Linked DNA regions of Homo sapiens: region 1 is linked to region 2. Evidence: chromatin loops called from intact Hi-C (ENCODE). Cell type or tissue: IMR-90. All regions are shown on one strand.

What was found. Hi-C counts contacts between places; a loop is a spot of excess contacts. Peaks named below come from ENCODE experiments on the same cell type or tissue, not always from the same donor. Only the 100,000 strongest peaks of a DNase experiment are listed, where the experiment ranks them.
Region 1: a loop joins it to region 2, with 9 times the contacts of the local background. A loop is called at or near these places in 1 of 110 quality-filtered maps.

Annotation. Positions count from the first base shown.
Region 1 is chr3:16,914,001-16,922,000 of GRCh38, reverse strand. The region is part of intron 1 of PLCL2 (phospholipase C like 2); the gene reads right to left. Among named protein-coding and RNA genes, the nearest start is that of MIR3714, 15 kb to the left of the region's middle. RefSeq lists a silencer at 4,462-4,561. In IMR-90, no CTCF peak of the experiment used is centred here; a DNase peak (open chromatin) is centred at 4,170.
Region 2 is chr3:17,559,129-17,567,128 of GRCh38, reverse strand. The region is part of intron 2 of TBC1D5 (TBC1 domain family member 5); the gene reads left to right. Among named protein-coding and RNA genes, the nearest start is that of TBC1D5, 180 kb to the left of the region's middle. In IMR-90, no CTCF peak of the experiment used is centred here; no DNase peak of the experiment used is centred here.

The DNA.
Region 1 (8,000 bases), 650 kb after region 2:
AACTTTTTTCTCTCTTTTTTTGCTCTGCTAAAAATATGTATAACTCAACCAACCTACTAAAATCAAAGAATCTTTAATTTTCTTTTTCCCATAGCTTCCAGTTTCTTGGATGAGATTTTTCCATACAGTTATCTTAATATTTCCTGTGTCCTTACTTAAAGAACAGTTCAATCTGGACCCTTCACAATCAAATTCTTTCTTGATGATTGCCTGATTAATAGAAAGGTGGTGGTTATAAAGATCATGTTAAAATGATTTACACCTGTCTTCAGAAAAAAATTCTGCACTGGTATATGAAAATAAATTAGTGATATTCTGGGAATTTAGAATCTTGTTCCCTCAAAGTCTGCCATACTTCTATTTCACATTGTTGCAATATACAGGGAGCAGTACATCTCCTGTTTTTCTCATTCACATCCTCACCTAGCTTTTGAAGAATGCTGAAGGTCTGTTGAAATAAGATCCCCTTTTAGGAAAATCCAGATACTGTTTTCCTCAAAAGATTATTCTCAGCTCATGTGTTCAATAATCTTACCCTTTCCTAGATACTCTATCAGCTTGCCAAGAATGGATGTGAGATTCACCAATTCACACTTTCTCAAAGTGTCTGGAGCAAGTAAGTCACATTTCCAATACATCAGACCGCCCCAATCCCTTGGTCACGATATTGAAAGCTTTCTTATATGATGAAACAGATGATTAAATTAAAACTAAAATAATCTACTTGACACTAATTATTTGAAAGACTCTTTTCAAAGGCAACCTTATTCTGGAACAGTCCATTTTAAAAATATATGACTAAAATATCTGACTAGCTCTCTCCCTACCATGTAGCATGTATTTGTTGCTATAAACACACTTAAGAAGCTGAGAGCTTTGCTCCATGCCCTTAGGAAAACTTACCATATGAGCTAGGCCCACAAATAAAATAAAACTTGTAATGTTTAAAGATGCTTTTCAGTCAAAATGTTAAGCACCTTTTCAAAAAATGGCCTTAATCTGTTTTGTTCATCTGCATAAAATTCCTAATTCAAACTTTCATTGAAATGAGAAATAATTTTAATGGCCATTACCACACCAAACTTCCTTTAAAGGACAAAAATAAAGGAAAGCTATAAATGTGGAATTACCAAAACACATTTATAGATTATGATTTGGTGCGAGAAATTAGTATTCAAACTGTTTTCTTGTATTCTCACGTAGTAGTGGTTGTAATACAGTGGTTATCAATCCAATAAAATCCTATTTATTCACAGTATTTGAGGAACTGAGTGGCCTATGGTTAAATGAGAAGAAAATATAGTTTTAAAATGAATTAAAACACCATACAAGCATTTTCACTCCTGCATTCTTTAAGTATGCCCTCCCTAAAGGCCCTCTCCATCCTCATCAATAGCCATGCTAGTGTGTAATAGCCACTCACAGGGCTCAAAGCACTTGCTCTCGTTATCTCTCGCCCTAATTTATATATCTGCTTTTAAATTTTTGGTTGACCTTTCCAGTTCAGATTCTCAATAAGTGAGAATTTATCATATAATCATAGTAAGCAATAAAATTAACTTTTATAAATTAACTTTAAATATTTATGTGGAATACCCTTGAGAATTATACAATACTAATAATGCCTTATTATATCATCTATAAAAGAAAAATATATAAAGATTAAGATCATATCTAATAAATATAATTTTAAAAAGTTAAATGATATTCTAAAGCCACTCAAATCAGTAAATAATATCCTCTGTTGCCTTCTAAAGAGGCTGTTCCAGAATCTGGAATCCATGATCAAGTGACTCAAGTACCTATTGTTCCATTTACATGCAACAGTGTGGAAGATGCTTCAGAGGTCAAAGTAACTCAACTACAAACACAAACAGTACCATTAACAAAATATTATGGAAAAATAATTTCAATTTGTGTAAAAACACACAGGATATTTGCCTCACTGATTTCTACTCTCAGAGGCAGTCAGGAAAATAAAATTGGGGTTGACAAGATTATACTCTGGTGATTAAGTTTTAGACAGATGCCATATATGTGGTATATATATGGATATTCATTATTCTATAATTTGCCTGAGTGAATTTTCAATTGCTTTGTTAATTCTGACCCCACAGCTTACAGAAAATACCATTTCAGAAGTCCATGTTCACAGAATCTTTGCAATGAGGATTCCCAAGAAGAACACTTATGCATGTGCCAATACCTCAGGTGACTCTTCCTCACTTTGAGGGAAGCACCTCCAAGAAAACAGGTGTCCCCTCAACCAGACTCCAAAAAAGGCCAGTCATAAGGAGTATACTTTTTCTGTAGGCCAACTATATAGGCTGCAGAATTCACAAGCTAGTGGAAGGCTAAATATTAAAGAGCTAAGCACACAACTTTAAAAGTCAGAAAAATAGCAAAAAGAATAAACCCAAAGAAAGAAAAAGTAAAGAAATAAGGATAATGGAAATAATAAAGATAACATCAGAAATTAATGAAACCGAAAAGGGATACAATAGAACAATACATAAAATCAACAAAGCCACAAATTAATGCTTAAAAAGATTATGAAACTGATAAATCTCTGGCATACCTGATCAGTAAAAAAGGACAAACAATTCTAGTAAGGAAAAGAGGAACAAAACTACATATGCAGTGGGTTGTAAAAAGGCGAGATAATTTGATGAACATTATGCTAATAAATTTGAAAATGTAGGCGAAATGGACAAATTCCTAATACCTTATAACTAAATAGTACAAAAATAATGCAGTGCCTAGACTTCAAACTAGCTAGTATATAAAGGCACTATTAAACTCAGAAGAACAAGTTTCAGAAATTCAACTGTACTATTTCCTATTAAATTATTATTTAGTAATTTAAATTTTGGCTCCAAATGAGTGAATTCAGTTTTTTGGTTCAAACAAATAAAACTAAAAATTTTAATTAAACTATTTCACAACGAAGTATTATGGTTAACAACTGCTCTAAGTTTAAGAATGATGTCCATATATTTTTAAATAATTTATTTAATCCAGAGTTTTCCTGAAGTACTTCTATTTAACTTTTGGGATTAGTGGATACAAGTTTATACATGCTGTCAAGTGTAAAGTGATTAGGATTTATTAACTTTCTGAAACTTAGCTGAATGACCTTTGTACTCCTATATTTAACATTAACTTTGACTGCTTTATTCCAGTGCTATGTGAGCACAAAGAGCAACAAAATCAAAGAATTATATAACTAGGTGAGGTTTCAGCCCTTTATAGATGAAGAAACTGAGACCCAGCAAAGTCAAGTCCTTGCCCAGGTCATTATACTGGCTTAGCCTTTTTCCTTCAACACATAAAGTTATGGTAATTCTACATCCTGTGGAACATAATTCTTTCCCATCACCTTAACTATTACGGTAATATGAAGCTATTGTTCAAACCCCAAAATGCATCTCTCTGTGGCATACTATTTAGAGCCAGTATAGCCATTAACATTAGGGGACTTTCCATACATTGCATAAAGAGACTATTTTCCTATTTGGTTCCCAGACTCACCTATTATTCTTTGAAATTAATTGCATTTTCATACATAAAAATCTATCATAAATAGGAGAAAAGGAGGAAATCGCTTTATCACTGAGACACAAATTGAATTTTGTGATTAATAGTTAAAGTCTTCTCTGTCATAAATATATAATTTTTCAATAACCAGCTACTTAAAAAATGAGATTTTCATATAAAGCACAAAAACTATCTATTGTTTTAACATCTCTCTCCTTTTGTCTTCCTGGTTTAAATGCCTTGCTGACTGTAAAGTTCACAGTGATAATCTGTTCTTCCTTATAATAACCTGGCACAATCTTACAGCCTTACTTTAGTTTCTCAGATTAAGGGTATGAACCAAGACTGTGTTGAACAGTGCTCCTTTGATTCAGTCATGCAAAAGTTATCTGTCAGATGGTAATATACATAGGTAAAAAGGGGGATATTCACGTACTCATCCAAATTTTTTCTACATAATATCAAATTTTCAAATAATGAGACATTTGAATGATTCACATAAGAAAATAGAAGTCTGGCATTATGGAATCAAAACATCAAGATGACTGAGTTTCCCTTTTGCATAAGTTCCCAAGATGACCACCACAATATTGCATCCTACATGATCCTCTTCAGTGTGCACCTGCCACTCCCCCACCAAGGAGTGGGGTCTCATTTCCATCTCTCTGAATCAGTGCTGGTCTATGAATCACTTGTAACTAAAAGAATGCAGTCAAAGTGACTCAGTGTAACTTCTAAGCTTAGGTCAGAAGAGGCCATGCAGCTTTTATCTAGTTCTCCTGGGAGGCTTACTCTGGGGAACATCCAACTATCTGGAACTATCATGAGTGGAGAGGCTACACATAGACACTCTGGCTGACACTCTCAGCTGAGCCCAACAGTCCTGCTATCCCTGCAAAGGTACCCAACATGTGAGTATGGAAGCCATCCTGGAAGTGAACCCTCCAGCTTCTAGTCATCAGAATCCCCACAGCTAGTTGAAGCCCCAGACATCAGAGAGCAGAGACAAGACATTTCTGATGTGTCCTGTTCAAACTGTCAACCCACAGAATTCATGATCATAATAAAATGGTCACTGTTCTATGCCACTAAGTTTGAGGTGGTTTGTTATATAGTTTGTAGGTAACCAAATGAGCATGTTTTGACCTAAAACAAAAGCTGTTAAGACTCTACATTACTGCTGAACCTAGTAATAGGACTAATTATTCTAATTTATTGGTTAGGTAACCAGATAGCCCAGAAAGCTAAAAAGATCCTTCAGACATGACTCTAATTGAAAGGAAGAGGAATACACTGTTACACAGAGGATGTGTGTCCTTAACAAAATGGGACCGTGTCCTATGTACATCCGGATGTGAAGGACAGAAAGGGGCTAAGTACCAGGAAAAGGCTGGGCCAGGGAAGGAAGAGCCTTTTATAGCATAGCTATCTCATTCTCCAGTTACTGCCAGGCAACCTACTGAGGAAACTATGAGTCTCCCAGGGGCTCGTACGACAAAGAACACAGGCAAGGGGAGGTGGGGAGATAAAGAACACATAAGTTGTTCCTCCACCCTTTGAGGTACAGGATGACACATGGATAATGTACGATCACAAAAGAGAGAAGGAAGCCAAAGATATAAGTAACCATACAGCCTTGAATACCAAAGAGGAAAAATCAAGGATTTTAACTATCTTTATCTTTTATCTTTCAAAATTCTGTAATATATTTATGGTTTAGGTCTCTTTAAGTAATTGATATCAAAGTAATTGTAAATGTTCATCATCAATTATTTGGACTTTTCCTCTTAATTAAAAAGATCATAGCATTATATGAAGCACACTCATTTGATGCCACAATGCCACTGATTCTTTACATGGATGGTATTAATTTACTTCTTTTAGAATATTTTCTTTGACATACTGGGTGCTCTTGGCAGAAAGTTATTCCTGGAGTTTTGGCAATATTGAACTCAAATGCCAAGCTCCAGAATATATTTTTTCCATCAGAAATAATTTAAGGAGAAGCTACTTCCCACCTGACCATTCCTCTATGCTATGGGCCATTTTCTTATTTTCCTTCTTTAATGCTGGAGGGAGGATACTCTCAGTAGATGCAGGGACTAATTCACTACAGAAACCCATCTGCCTCAGTGAAACCTATAACCCAACAAAGGATGTTATATTTTTTTAAACAAAATAAGTGAGAAACTACCAGCTCAAAAGCAACATATTTGGATAGTCATTGTTTTAAGGGGCTGAATAGTCTTATATTTCACATTCCACATTCTTCCCCAAACCTCTGTTCCACAGTGTGGCAGGTTTACTGAGTCAACTGTACCGTGCTGGTGCTATAATATTAAAGTCGGCTGTCGTCTGCAACAAGCGAAGGAAAAACTTTTAGTCAGATGAAAACACAGAATGCTTTTTAAGATTATGGGCCCTTACTAAGCATGCTTTGATTTAATTAATTATGAATAATGGAAACCTTAGCAGGCTGTGTTACATGCTCGTGAATCACCTCCTGAGGTGTGAGCGAGTTGAGCCTGGACTTTCTTCATGTTATTTATTGCATTCCCTGCTTCTGAAATGTAAGCTGAATGAGGCGTCCCTCCTTCTCTCTCTATCCTTTCCTTCTACTTCTCTCTCCTTTCACAAAGCTGTTAGTGGTGGATGGGAAGGCAAAGCAGAAGCATTGTCCTTTTCCCTATGTGAAACCTGGCCTGACCCAAATAATGTCAAAATAACCTTTTAAGAAACAAAGTTTCCCATAGTTCAGTTGATGAATTTGGAAGGAAAAACTGCATAAACAGAATAAATCAATGAGAAGTAGTTTCCTAATGACAGAGATGAAACACTATCTGAATAAGAAGAGGAAAAAAATAATAAAATTAAAAGGAAAAATATGAGAGCAGCAAAGAAACCTACCTATACTACAAAAAAATATATCTAAACCACAGGGAAGTAACTGTTGCCAGTGCCAAGAAAACCCATGAATTATGGAGCATGAATAACTATAACAGGAAATATACACTGAAAAATTTCAAAGATTCTAACAGTAAATATATGCCAGCTTTTTCTATTTCATGGTTTGGCTAAATATCAGTGTACAGTGAATGTGTGTATATTAGTACCCAGAATCTCTCACCTTAAAAATAAAAAAGACTGCAAGGTAAATAAATAAATAGGCAAGGTGAGAATAAATATAAAAATTTCAATGACGTCTGAAGCAACTTCTAGACCTTTATCAAAAGCATGAACCTCATAGCGAGAAGAATGTTCACTAATGTTATGCATTGCTCAGCTTATGTTAATTTTGTTTTACCACATTATAAAAGATATGTTTTAATTGATTTGTTCCAACATCCGTCTACTAAGACAGCTTTAAAGCAGATCAAATCTTCATTTCCTTAAACTCAAAAGTATTGTCTTTCAATTTATACAAATATTTTAGGCCAGAGGCAGTGGCTCATGCCTATAATCCCAGCACTTTGGGTAGCTGAGGTGGAAGGATCACTTGAGGATAGGTGTTCAAGACCAGCCTGGGCAACACTGCAAGATCTCTTGTCTACAGAAAAATTTAAAAATTAGCTGGACATTGTGGCATTTGACTGTATGTCTCAGCAACTCAGGAGGCTGAGGAGGGAGGGTCACTTGAGTCTAGGAGGCTGAGGCTGCTATGTTCATGCCACTGCACTCCAGCCTGGGTGACAGAGTGAGACCCTGTCTCTAAAAACAATAAAAAATACATAAAATAAATAAAGAAATATTTTATGAATTAATCTTTAAATCACACATACCCCCTAAATCCTGTAACAAGAAGACGCTAACAAATTCTATACAAATTTTTAATCATTCATTTTAACTTCATGAAAACCAAAGTTTACCAAATCTACGCAAAAAGATAGATACCTACATATTTTAATACAATGAAATTGGACCACCAAGAGAAAAAAAAAAACCTGGAAATTTAAATTCAGTTTATCATGTAAGAACACTTATATTTTAATTTATAAGCTGAGAATCCAATTCAACATACTAATTTTAATGACAGATGAATTTGAGAAATACATCTTTTGAAAACTTTCTTTCTTTTAGAAAACTTGACAACTTTCTTATGATCTTTCTCTTAGATCATATTAGTGTTTAAGACAATTAAATTGAATATGTTGCTCCCTAATTCCTCCACTCACTGTTCTATATATTTCTCCACATATAAAACTCACTGTATTATCCTCATGAAAACTTTATAGACTATATTAAGATCTATGTTAGAGTTACCTTAATTTTCTCTCCAACTACTTTCTCTCTCCACAACTCATAACTAAAGCACTTCTCATAAGTAATGGCATACACTGAAAGTCCCAAATTAAGAAGAAAGAAAAAGATCAACACTGGCTAAACACAACTGAATTGCATTTTAGAGCCACAAATTTAAAACATTATGACAACACATAGCATGGCTGCTAAAGGGCCCCAGGATC
Region 2 (8,000 bases):
TTACCAAATCATATAATTGGTATGAAGTTTAGTGTATTTTGGTAGGACAATGTTAGGGAAGCAAAATGTCATTTATTGGTAAAAATGTAGGCATAGGGAATGTTTTATGTATGTATACAAAATTATGATTTAGGATAGGAAAATAATAAGATGGTGATTTAGTTATGTATATCAAAGACATTCCTTTCCTGACTTTTGAATTTAACAGAAGGACTAGGTTCTTGTTTACCAAAATATTCTAAGAGCAATCTCTAGTGTCTAGTGAAGTTGAACAACAGAATTTCCATATTCAAAAAGTAAATGTCAACTAAATAGAAAGGCCTTCTAAGTTTGTTTATTCAAGATTTTATTAATTTTTCTGGTTACCTTCTCAGCTTTCTAAAAGGAATAAATTTTATTTATGTATATATGCATATATTTGTGAAGGGATACAGACAGTAAAACAGAGGAGAGGAAAAGGGAGAAAAGGAGGGCTTAAAATTTTAGGCTTTTAGTTGCAGGTAGTTTATTTAAAATTTATTGGAATCCTTAATATCATTAGCTTTGGTTTGTGTTACTATTTATTAACTCTTAAGATTCTTATTTTGAAATTGATGATCAGTGTTTTATAGCAAAAAGTAAACAGAAGGGCCTACTTTTATTAATTTCAAGATTTGCTCCAGACGGGGATCCCTGATTCCTGTGTATCAGATCTTCAAAACTGTGGCCTTCTGTTACCTGTTACCTTCAGTAAGCAGCTTTGTTTTTGTTAGTTGTGTTTTGTCTTGTCTTGTTTTTGTATTTTAGTTTGTCCCTACTTATCAGTTTTTAGAAATAAAATCTGCCTCTTGGTGTCAAAACTATTAATAATTCTTTGTGGTGGGGTGATATTTTAACGTAAGTGCATAATTCCACATGTTCACAGCAGACTGTTAGATGTGTAATCCATGAACTCTTAGTGTGTACAAAATGCTCACATAACTGAATATATTAAGCACTTAAGCTTATCTATGTTACAGAATTGAGATTTTTATCACTATATATTACAGTGTCTTTAAAACTGTTTGATTTGTTCAGGAAAGAACTAAGTGATTTTTTTTCTCTACTGAATGAGGAAATTGTCACTTTAATGTGGCTTTAGTTTCATGATTTTCCTCCGTAGAATACTGAGTGCTTAAAAAGCAATCTCAAATATTGTGCTATAATGTTATAATATAGGAAGGATACGGCAGTATAGTTATAGTAATTAAAGAGACTAGTGGAGGAAAAAATTATTTTTCATTTAGAATACCTGTAACCTTAGCTTCAAAGTTTGAATTTTTAACATTTCTTCCCTTTGTGAAAATGTGGGACTATATTTCCTTTGGCAAAGTTTTTCAAATGTAACATGCACTAATTTTCAAAAGAAGAACACTAAAAGCATGTAAATTACTCTAATTCGAAAAGTTATCCTTTATAAAGGAATGAGGAGATTATTTCTTTTTGTTAAAGCATGCGAAATATCATATACATTGGTTGTGCTGTTGTATCTGAGGCAGTAAATAAATAAAAAACTATTTGTTGTTGTCAACAGAAACAGCAATTGAAAATAGAAATGAGGTTTTCTTTGCAGTTGATTCTTTTCAGCTCCTGGCATATCACTTTGCCCTTTGGAAAGACTTTTATTTCAATAGCCAGCCATGTATATATTTACCTTTTCCAAAGAAAATTGTAGTACTGATTACTTTTTCTGTAATTGTTATGGTCTTTCTTTTCTTAAAATAGCAATATATGAAAAATATTTAGGAAAATGTAATGATTGATGAATTAGTCTTACTACTTAATACTGCTTTCAACGAACATAATTAACTGATACTCCTTAAGGACTTTAAACATAGTACTCAAAAACTGTTACTGAATGAACAGCTAATGTGCTTTGGAGTAGTGACCATTTGGGAAAAGATGATTGTAGGATTGACCTCCTAGTGATATACAATCAATGTTTTTAGACAGTGTCTTAAAAAAGTTAATAGGTTCCATTAAATGCAGTTCCTCAGACACATAAGTTTCCCCAGAACAGGTTTTAGGAGTAATAAGTACTGGGACAATAACAACTACATACTAATTATTCCAAACATTAAAGAACAGAGGTTTTTTGTTTTTTGTTTTCTAGTAGAAAAACCTAAGTTTAGAGTTCTCAACTTTCATTTTTTTCTAATATAATTGAGCAAAAGCACAACAAAAATGAATATATGATGTTGATTTTTGGGCTCATTTTATTTTTTTCTTCTTTTTTTCCCACTCATGGTACTACTGTGCATTGTGACAGGTTCAAAATTAAAAATAATCTGTAAGCAGGATGTTCAGGTCATCATGATTTGATGTCTGGATGCTGATTTGTTTTTAACATATAGGAAAAAAAGATAGCCATTTGTCTATGCTGACTACTTAAGAGAGAGGTGAGGATTTGATGAGATCCTCAGCAGTAGTGGTGGGGCATACATAGGGCATCAACTAGCATGGTGGGTAGGATGGGTGAATGCAGATTCTAAATATATTAGAAGTTCCTTGCCTGGAACTCCTACCTCCTTCTTTCTTCAAGAATCAGTTCAAATTTATTTCTTTCATAAAATATTTTAGCTTGTACATTCATTGTCACTTTGTACACTAATCATGTTGAATTATAATTGTTTACATGTCTTTTTGATAAAACTGTAGGCCCATGAAGCTTAAGGGGGGTAGTAATTTATTTATATTTTTGCCTCCAATGTTTTCAGCCAATGATTTGATTCATAGTAGATGCATAATAAATGCTGGTTAAAAAATGAATAAAAGTATTTCACTTTATAGGGTATGGCTATCATGAAAGAGAATGCAGTGGATCTGTGAGGAGCCCTGTAAAGTTTTTCAACTTTTAAGTAATGATAAAAATATTTTTATAAAGTAATGTCTGGGGAGGTCGTTTTTTTCCTCCAATTTGCTTTTCCAGTTTAAACTATCTTTATTTTTTGTTAATGTATAAGTACTCCATGTTTTTGCTAAAATAGTCAAACAATACAGAAATGTATGAAGTTAAAAATCACCTGTAAGGCCGGGCACGGTGGCTCATGCCTGTAATCCCAGCACTTTGGGAGGCCAAGGCGGGCGGATCACAAGGTCAGGAGATCGAGACCATCCTGGCTAACACGGTGAAACCCCGTCTCTACTAAAAATACAAAAAATTAGCCAGGCATGGTGGCGGGCGCTTGTAGTCCCAGCTACTCGGGAGGCTGAGGCAGGAGAATGGCGTGAAGCCAGGAGGCGGAGCTTGCAGAGAGCTGAGATCAAGCCACTGCACTCCAGCCTGGGCAACAGAGGGAGACTCCGTCTCAAAAAAAACCAAAAAAACAAAAAACAAAAAACAAAAACAACAACAACAAACCACCAGTAATTCTTTCCCCAGTGATGACCATTGTTTCTTACTTGGATATGTCCTTCCAGACTCCTTTTTAAAAATATGTTTGTCTTCTCTCATTTCCTTTTTAAAATTTTATAAGCCCTTTCTAAAGATACTGTTTTGAAATCTTAATTCTTTACTCTTCACATTGTGAATCTATAACCTTATATTATACAGAATGTACTTTGATAATTCCAGGTGACATTTTCAGACCTTAAATTTAACTTTACTCCGTTTTGAAATATATTTTTGCCTTTGCTTCTATGATATTATACCTTCCTGATTTTCCTGATTCATTGTGTTGTATTCCTCAAGATCTAGTGCTTTTCTCTTCTCACTGTACCCTTTTCTTGGTAATCTAGTCTGTGTCTATGACTTCAGTTAACCACTTTGTATGCAAGACTCCCAAGTTAACAGATCCAGCCTAGGCTATTGTTATGACCTCCAGGCCCGCATACCGAACTATTTGATGTCGCTTTTCTTGGATTCCATGATGGATCCTCAAATTTGACGAGTCTAGAATTAAATTTATTATATTCTTCCTTTGTTCAGACCTTCTCTGTCTAGTATTCCCAATTTTAGTCAAGAATATCTTTCTATCCAGTTGTGCAACCTGAAAACTCTCTCTTACTCACTATAACTAATCCATCAACAAATATCCCCTCATCATTTACATAACTGTGATATACTTACGGATTTGTTTAGGACTTAGTTTTAATCCGTTGATCTGTATGTCTCTCTTTACACAAACCTTACACTTTTAAGTAAGAGGATTTATTGTTTTTCTGCATTACAGGGCTATTCCCTTTATATCATTATTCTTTTAAAAATTGTAGGTATTCTCAGACAATCTACATAGACTTCAGAATCTTCCTGCCATCTTCTGTCTCACAGTCCCTTTGGAATTTTTATTAGATTTGCATTAGATGTATTGATTATAGAAAATTTATATATCCCCAATAATGAGCATTCCCATCCAGGAATATGTTGTGCATCTTGATTTGCCATTTGGGTCCTTCAAACAAGTCACACATTTTTTTATATCTAGGTTTTCACAATGCACCAAGACTGTTGTTGCCCTTGTGCTGGGTTATTTTAGTTATGGTTGGTATTGGTTTGTCTGGTGTTTAGCACAGTCCCTGGCATATCACTCACAGTAAATATTAAGTTTTGAGCAGTGTTTAGTGTATAGGGAATCTTTCTTTCTTTTTTTTTTTTGTTTTAAGTCATGCAGTCTTACTCATTTTATGATTTAAAAATTTTTTAATTTCATTATCTTGAATAGTTATAGACACTATTAGGTGCAAATTATAATTTTGTCTTCCTTTTAAAATTTATACTTCTAATTTCTTTTACTTGACCTATTGGGTTGGGTAAAATCTCTCTAACAATGTTGAATTAATAGGATTGGCATTAATAGCTAATATCTTTAGGTGTCTGTTTTTAAATGTCAAAATCCATTTATGTTTTGCCATTATAAATACTATTTGTGGGTTTTTTTTCACCCTAATGCTGTATTGACCAATGGAAGTTTTATATTTTGTTTGCTTAGTTTATTTTTATTTTAATTTAATTAATTAAATTTTTTTTAGAGATGGGGTCTCACTCTGTCATCCAGGCTGGAATATAGTGGCACAATCATAGCCCATTGTAGCCTCCATCTCAAGGACTCAGGGGATCCTCCCTTCTAGGCCTCCCAAGTAGCTGGGATTACAGGTATGTGCCATCATACTCTGCTAATTGAAACAAAGTTTTTTTTAATCAAAGGTTTGCCATATTCAGTGACACATTGTATGGTCTTTTTTCCTGTAGTTGACTTACATAATCAGTTAATAGACTTTCTAATCTTTAACTGCCCTTGCATTTTTGGAAAGATTACTTCTTGTTCGTGATGTTTTGTGAGATCGTTCCTCTTGTGCTCTCTTTGTCATGTTTTGGGGTTAGGATCATGCCAACATAAAATGAACTGGGACAGTTTCTTTCTTTTTGGAAATTTGTCCTTTCTTAGAACAGATTTGTCCTTTCTTATTTTTTATTTTATTTAGGTCTTCAAATTCGTTGGCCTAAAGCTGTACATAATACTCCTCACCCTCCCACTCCAGTGTTTAAATAATCTTATTGAGGCCTGGTATTATATTATTTTTCTTGCTGTTACTAACAATACTTTATGTTTTTTCGCCTTCCACTTGGTCAACTTATCAAAATTTAGTCTATTTTATTGAGCTTGCAAAGAAGGAAATAACTAGCTTGTTTGCTTCTCTGTCTGCTAATTTATTTGGTTTATTTTGTTTTTATAATCTTCTTAAGATAAGTGCTGGCTCATTTATTTGTTATATTTTCTTTTGTTTTACATTTAGCAGAGTGTTAATCTATGATTTTTTTGCTCTTACTAGAGCTTTGATTGAACCCTCTAAGTTTTTATGTATATATGTAAAAAAGTATATCATATGTATGATATGTGTATGAAATTAATTTGCTTTAATTAGCTTTTAACCTTTTCATTATAACATAGATCACAGATACAGGAAACCATTCAAAACAAATATATGTCTTCGTGAATTATTTTAAGGTAAACATGCCTGTAATTATTACTTAGGTCAAGAAATAGAACTTTGCCAGCCACTGCAGAAGCTCTTCCATGTGTTCTGTGCCAATCACAGCCCTCTTTTTCCCTCCAAAAGTAACTTCTGACTTTCAGAATAATAATTTATTTCTGTTTCTTTATGGTTTTGTGACTTAGGTGTGCGTCTCTAGACACTATAGTTTAGTATTGTTCATGTTCATTTAAAAAAACTATTTTTCTTTTTTTTTTTTGAGATGGAGTCTTGCTCTGTCGCCCAGGCTGGAGTGCAGTGGTGTAATCTCTGCTCACTGCAACCTCTGCCTCCTGGGTTCAAGTGATTCTCCTGCCTCAGCCTCCCTAGTAGCTGGGATTACAGACGCGGGCCACCACACCCAGCTAATTTTTGTATTTTTAGTAGAGATGGGATTTCACCATGTTGGTCAGGCTGGTCTTGAACTCCTGACCTCATGATCCACCTGCCTCAGCCTCCCAAAGTGCTGGGATTACAGGTGTGAGCCACTGTGTCCGCCCCCCACCCCCCCTTTTTTTTTTAAAGACAAGGTTTTACTCTGTTGCCCAGGTCAGAGTGCAGTGGCATAATCATAGCTCACTGCAGCCTTCAACTCCTGGGCTCAAGTGATCCTCCTGCTGAAGCCTCCTGACTAACTAGGACTACAGATTCATACCACCATGGCTGGCTAATTTTTCAATTTTTTTAGAGACAGGGTGTCTCACTTTGTTGCCCAGGCTAGTCTTGAACTCCTGGCTTCAAGTGATCCTCCCAACTTGTCCTTTCAAAGTGACAGGATTACAGGGGTGAGCCACTGAGTCTGGACTATATTTGCCTTTGAAGACTTTCTTAAACAATAGGTTTTCCCTCCAGCCCTTTCTTTTCTTTATATGTTATTCACTGAAGTACCTGAGTTGTTTGACCTGCTGAGTTCCTTGTAGTCTGGATTTTGTCGATCTTGTCTTCATGGTGAAGTTAAACATTTTGTTCTATATTTTTTTCTAAGTTGGCAGGTACAGTCAGAGTTTGATTGCATTTAAACTTAATCCCTTAGATAGGACTATAGGTGCCATTGTATTTTCTCATCAGGAGGCACATAGTATCTTTTTAAAATTTTAAATGTTGGCAGGTATTGATTCTCAAACCCTGCATCCATTAACTCATCACATCATATGTTATATAGTGTTTTTGTTATATAAAGTAACTAGAAATGAAATGTTTCAATTTGATTATCTAATAAGGACTTTTTTATCATTAAAAAAATTCTAGATTTGGCCGGGCGCGGTGGCTCACGCCTGTAATCCCAGCACTTTGAGAGGCTGAGATGGGCGGATCATGAAGTCAGGAGTTCGAGACCAGCCTGGCCAATATAGTGAAACCCCGTCTGTACTAAAAATACAAAAAATTAGCCGGGCATGGTCGTGGGCGCCTGTAATCCCAGCTACTCGGGAGGCTGAGGCAGGAGAATCGCTTGAACCCAGGACGTGGAGGTTGCAGTGAGCCGAGATCGCGCCGTTGCACTCCAGCCAGGGCAACAGTGCAAGACTCCACCTCAAAAAAAAAAAAATTCTAGATTTGTATTGTGGTCAGTGAATGTGAATTCCACATTCTCACAATGTATGAACATGATCTTTATCTCCTCTTACATAGGAAAATTTGCAAATATCCTGTGGCATTTGTAAAGATTATCTTATTTTCCTTGTCATTTAAATGTTTTAGGCCGGGCTTAGTGGCTCATGCCTGTAATACCAGCATTTTGGTGGGAGGCCGAGGTGGGCAGATGACTTGAGGTCAGGAGTTTGAGACCAGCCTGGCCAACATGGTGAAACCCGATCTCTACCAAAAATGCAAAAAATTAGCTGGGTGTGGTGGCCATGCCTGTAATCCCAGCTACTTGGGAGGCTGAGGCAGGAGAATCGCTTGAACCTAGGAGGCAGAGGTTGCAGGGAACCGAGATGCCACTGCACTCCAGCCTGGGCAACAGAGCGAGACATTGTCTTAAAAAAAAAAGTTTTACATTTATATAGCTATTA